Linked DNA regions of Homo sapiens: region 2 is linked to region 1. A link is a loop called in an ENCODE intact Hi-C map of the cell type or tissue named here. Cell type or tissue: HCT116. All regions are shown on one strand. Links, peaks and the distances in the headings refer to the core of each region. The heading gives the core; the rest is flanking DNA.

The links. A loop is a pair of places that touch in the nucleus more often than their neighbours do. Peaks named below come from ENCODE experiments on the same cell type or tissue, not always from the same donor. Only the 100,000 strongest peaks of a DNase experiment are listed, where the experiment ranks them.
Region 2: it touches region 1 in a loop (2.8-fold over the local background); 2 of 110 quality-filtered maps call a loop at or near these places.

Annotation. Positions count from the first base shown.
Region 1 is chr15:101,718,615-101,721,532 of GRCh38, forward strand. It overlaps TARS3 (threonyl-tRNA synthetase 3), which reads right to left. Exons shown (of 19, transcript NM_152334.3): 3 at 2,512-2,708. Among named protein-coding and RNA genes, the nearest start is that of TARS3, 4.4 kb to the right of the region's middle. In HCT116, for the core only: a CTCF peak has its summit at 1,294; no DNase peak of the experiment used is centred there.
Region 2 is chr15:101,332,959-101,335,876 of GRCh38, forward strand. All of the region lies in intron 13 of PCSK6 (proprotein convertase subtilisin/kexin type 6), which reads right to left. PCSK6-AS1 (PCSK6 antisense RNA 1) reads left to right here and starts at 1,479. Exons shown (of 3, transcript NR_132373.1): 1 at 1,479-1,555. RefSeq lists a silencer at 1,197-1,256. In HCT116, for the core only: no CTCF peak of the experiment used is centred there; DNase peaks (open chromatin) are centred at 1,185 and 1,569; H3K4me3 peaks cover 2,490 bases; H3K27ac peaks cover 1,822 bases.

The DNA.
Region 1 (2,918 bases), core at 281-2,780:
TAGAGGCCAGTGGAACTGCAAGGATTAGAGAGCAAGAGTGCCTCCCTCCCACAAGCCTCTGCTTCATATGATCTCAGTCCATTAAACAAGGAGACAGGAGTGAGCCGAATAAAAAAGCCATGCAACAACAGGGTGAGAAGTCTCTATCTAGAAGATTCTTTAAGTGAGATTACTTTCATGTGGAACGGATTAGCTGCAAACAGACCAGAGCCTACTATGGCTAACTGATCATGGTAATTGTATTGCCAAACAAATCATAAGCTCAGCTCACAAATATCTGTGACTATGTGATCCTTAAGGGAACCCTCAGGCCCCAAATGTGCACCACAGAACTGAGCTGTGGAAACTGCACAGATCCCAAGAGGACAAACTCGTGCACTTCAGATGTGACAAGTGAGGGTAATGGACAACTCCGAACTTCCCAAAGTGCAAAATCAGGGCCCATGGAGGATCATGGGATAAGACAGCTGCTTCCAGAGAACAAAGGATGAACAGGTGGGCTGACACAAGCACTAACTGCTGCCAGGCTGTGGGGCCTCAAGGTGGCTTCAAGCAGAATCTGATGACTTCTCTATACCACTCCCTGCTATATTTCTCCTCCTTCTTTTTTCCAAGCACACACTTTGTGATTGTCTTCTGTGTACTGTATGCACGTGTGGTGTGAGCAGACTTGTCTATCAGTTTATTTGTTGCTAGAATACAAGTGGTCAGCCTGATGGGGGGTGTTCTGTACATCACTCAGAAATCCCAGGCTTTGAGCTATGGAACATAAGAGTTGTCTCACTTGGGGAGTGAGTGTGTCAGATGTTGAAAGAAGAGTACCCACAGATATCTGGATGTCAGAGGGGCAGACTGTGGCAGACTCTCTGTTGTTCCATAAACCATTCCTCTCTTCCATGGTATGAATGCTTTAGCTGGACATGTGGCTGGGCGGCCAAGGGAGCTATATTCCAATTCTCTCTTACAGCTAGGCATAGCCATGTGACTAAATGTGAGCTAAGAGGATGTAAGTGGAAACTGAAGCCAGCCACTATGGGGTCTTGGCCTCAAAGCATCATTGCTCTGCAGCTTCTCTTCCTCCTGACTGCAGGCAGGCCCATGCAAGGACCCAGCTTCCACCGCTAGACACAAAGAAACCCTACCTAGGAGACAGCAGATCAACAAGATGGGAGGAAGCTGGGTCCATAAATAACTGCATGGACCAGAGATGTCCACTAGGCTTGACTGGTCACTTCTAGACGGTTAGCTTGCATTAGAAGCCCCTGGAGAGCTCATAAAAACACTGATGGCTGATCAATTCAGGGGGTTTGAGGTGGGATCCCCAAATTTGCTTTTCTAACAAGTTTCCAGGTGATGCCCATGCTGCTGGTCTGGGGACTACACTTTGAGAAATACTGACCCAACACATTTAACATGCAACCTGACTCTCCATGAGAAAACAAACTTATTCTTGCCTCAAAACCTGTTTTCTCCTAGCACATCATTCCTCCTGGAAAACATGAAAACAGGCTGGGAGAGCATTTAACAATATAATAGGATGAATCAGAAATACAATCTTAGCCATAGTTTTCAAAGAAAATCTGAGAATTTCAGTTGTTGAAACAGTTTGCTTTTTAAATGATGAACATTTATTTACATGGCATTAATACAATTGTATAGAAGCTATATAATTGTATTTATACAATAGCTTCTATACAATTGTATTTAATGCTAAGAATTAACATGAGTCAAAACAATATAAGTTCACTAATGTATCTAATTTCTAGAAAAGTCAAAGCACTTTTCCAAGACTGATAATAGCTCTAAAACATTTATCTTCAATCTATACTTAAAAGACCTGTAAAAACTCATGGAAATTACTTGATTGACGAATAAAGTCAGTGTAAAATGGCCTATCAAGAATTACAGATTTTTTTCTCTCCTATATATTTTTATTAGAACAGGAAATGATTGTGTTCTGATATTCAACTACTTATTTACATGGCCCTTGGAGAAGCCAGAGGAAAAAAATTAAATACATTTAATTTATTCAACTGAATAAAAAAAAAATTAGCTGATATGGTTTGGCTGTGTGCCCATCCAAACCTCATCTTGAACTCTAGTTCCCATAATCCCCACGTTTTGTGGAAGGGACCCAGTGGGAGGTAACTGAATCACAGGGGCTGTTACCTCCATGCTGTTCTTTGATAGTGAGTGCATTCTCATGAGATCTGATGGTTTTATAAGGGGTTTTCCCCCCACTTTGCTCTGCACTTCTCCTTGCCGCTGCCATGTGAAGAAGGACATGCTTGCTTCCCCTTCTGCCACGACTGTAAGTTTCCTGAAGCCTCCCCAGCCCTGCGGAACTGTGAGTCAATTAAATCTTCTTCCTTTATAAATAACCCAGTCTCAGACATGTCCTTTTAGTATCGTGAGAATGGAGTAATATATTAGCGGTCCCTAAGAAAACATTTTCACCAGGCTTCAGTATAATTACTTAAGATTGAATATCTTTTCCACACTGCGGTTTACCTAATTTCAGCAGCCACTTGGTAAGGCGTTGTTTTCCAGACTTCCCCTTGCACTGTTTGCCCATCAGCCACTCTTACTGTGATGATGTTGCTTGTATCCCCCTTTTTTCCATAAATGGCAAGTAAGAGCTGATGGTCTTTCTTCAGTATTTCAAAAAGCTTCAATCTTTCTTTTATGAAAATTGGTTGATGCTTCACCTGGAAATTATTAGAACATAATGAGATTAATATATACAGCCTACTGTTTTCCAGCTGCTCAGCTCTGAATCAGGCTCACCCCCTTACTGCCTTCTCAGTTCTACAGATGGTCCCAAGCTTACCATGGTTTGAATTACGATTTTGTTGTTGTTGTTGTTTTTTGGTTTGTTGTTGTTGTTGCTGTTGTTTTGAGATGGAGTCTTGCTTTGT
Region 2 (2,918 bases), core at 275-2,774, 390 kb before region 1:
GTGGAAGCCAGATGCATTCAGTACACTCCTAGACTTAATGATGGGGCTATGTTGGGATGAATCCACCATAAGTTGAAAATATCATCGAAATAAGTCAACTTGCAATTTGTAAGTCAAAGAGCATCTATGCAATTAATTAACGCCTATCTGCAGGCCGACTCTGCTGCTGGCCACTGGTTTAAGCTTCTTCTTCTTCTTTTTTTTAACCACGGCATCCCCAGAATTCAGAGCAGGGTTACTGTTTAGAAGGTCATCACCCCACATAGTTGAGGGGGCCAGGGGCCAGTGTGACCTGCCCAAGGACAGCTGCTCATGCTGACGGGGCTCCCGGACGCCCCAGCCTTTCAATGTTTGTTTCTAATTGGATTGGCTCAATAGGAAACACATGCACACACATGTTCAGCTGTGAACCCCCTCAGTGGGCCCTCATGACTGTCTCCTGCGACCCAAGCTGGGGACAGGGCCATTGCTGGCTCAATGTCTCTGTTGGCTGAAAAATCCCTGCTTCCTCTTCCTTTCCTGCCATGGGGTTTCTTGGCAATCAGAATGGTTTCGGGGAGGAAGAATACTGCTCTGATTCTTTGCTGTTGACTGTGTTTTCTCAACACTTACCTCTGCCCATGCTCGCTACTCCACCCGCTGGCTCTAAATGGCAGCCTGTCTGTCTTTACATACCTGCCTATGCACTGTTTCTGCAATGCAGGCCCCTCTGCCAGTACAACTTTACTTTTTGTTCCAATTCTGGAAATCTCTTAGCGTTTCTAAATTCCAGAACAGGAGCTCCTGCTCATCCTCATACCATAAGCCCATAGGCTGTAATCCACACCATCCTGGGTGGGTGGGCGGGCAGGTGAAAGACAGGCGGGACTGGCCCCACTGGTGCGATTCGAAATGGCATTCGACACTGACCCATTTACACAATGTGGCATGTGGCAGCCCTGTTTCATTTTAACCACAGCCTCAACTGGCTAAGTACTAGGTTGCAAAAGGCTGGAGCCTGCACACTGTCCCAAGTCAGATTCTGTACTGCCCAAGCCTCCCTTAGCCTGGACAGGGCCGGAAGAGGTAAGCAAGGCCCTCCTACATGAAACAGCATCCCCAGCATAGCATTTCTAGCACACGGTCTTCCACAGGGCTCGGTTCATTAAGCCCCACAGCAGCTCCCCCTCCCTGACACAGTTCCTAACCCAGCCTACGTGTGTGGTGACAGCGACACAGGAAGTTGTTCTCACCGCTGCAGCAGTGACACAGGAAGTTGTTCTCACCGCTGCAGCAGTGACACAGGAAGTTGTTCTCACCGCTGCAGCAGTGACACAGGAAGTTGTTCTCACCGCTGCAGCAGTGACACAGGAAGTTGTTCTCACCGCTGCAGCAGTGACACAGGAAGTTGTTCTCACCGCTGCAGCAGTGACACAGGAAGTTGTTCTCACCGCTGCAGCAGTGACACAGGAAGTTGTTCTCACCGCTGCAGCAGTGACACAGGAAGTTGTTCTCACCGCTGCAGCAGTGACACAGGAAGTTGTTCTCACCACTGCAGGTGCAGAAAACAAGCCTGGTGAGGAACCTCTGACTCTCCTCAGCTCCTTAGGGTCCAGTTACAGCCACATTCCGACCACAAAGGAATCCGAGCACTTTAACCACCAAGTGGTGCACTGAGATTGGCTGGGGTTGTGATGATGGTAGGACAGGGACCAAGGGCTCTAGAGGCTATCATTTGAGTTGAAGTTTATTTCAATTATAGAGGATGTCTCCAAAAACACCCACAAAAGGCCTGGTCACCAAAACTGGATTTTTATTTTCAGATATAGTTTTGGTGGGACAAACAAGAGGGGCTGCTCCACACTCAGGGTCAGTGGTGTGCACTGTGTGGAAAAAGAGAGCAGGAAGAATTCCCAGGGACCCAGCAGACAGGCAGCCTCATGGGAGGAGGCTGGACTGGAATGGAAGAGAGACTTCATTATTATTACACTCTCTGTTTGACTTTATGTGTGTGTGTGTGTATGTGTGTATGTGTGTATTTAGACAGGGTCTCACTCTGTTGCCTAGGCTGGAGTACAGTGGTACGATCATGGCTCACTGCAGCCCCAACTTCCCAGGCTCAAGCCATCCTCCCACCTCAGCATCCCAAGTGGCTAGGACTACAGGTGTGCACCACCACGCCCGGCTACTTTTTGTATTTTTGGTAGAGATAGAGTTTCACTATGTTTCTCAGGCTGGTCTCAAACTCCTGAGCTCAAGCGATCCTCCCACGTTGGCCTCCCAAAGTGTAGGATTTACTGGTGTGAGCCACGCGCCCAGCCTGTTTGACTTTTTGTTAAAACCACAACATATGTTACCTGTTCATATATAAACATTAAAACTTTTTAAAAGTTTAATGTTTAAAATCTATGAATAAAGTGGTTGTATGGTCAAAAAACCCCATTAAAAAGCAGTAGTACTCGGGGTTTTGATTTTTGTCTCTGAATAAGTAATATACAAGGATGGCTCAGAAATGCAAAAGTATAAAAGTGCATATGACGAAGTCTCCCTCCCCATGGGCAATGTTGGTTCCCCGTTTCTTGTGTATCATTTCTGAAGCATTTTATTCTTATTCAAGCAAATATGAACATATGTTTCCCCATCCTTTTTGGTAACACACCTGCTAGCACTTTCTGCACCTTGAGTTTTCCATTAACAGTGTATCCTTATGATCCTTCCATGGCTGCACAGGAGAGATGTAGTGTTGTTTACTTAAACAATCCCCTACTCATGGACGTTTAGGTTGTTTATAAACTTTGGCAATTATAGTCATGTGTAGCTTAACTATGGGGATACCTCCTGAGAAATGCAGGTGATTTTGTTGTTTTGTGAATACCATAGAGTGTGCTTACACAAACCTAGATGGTACCCCTACTCCACACCTAGGCTATAGGGTACAG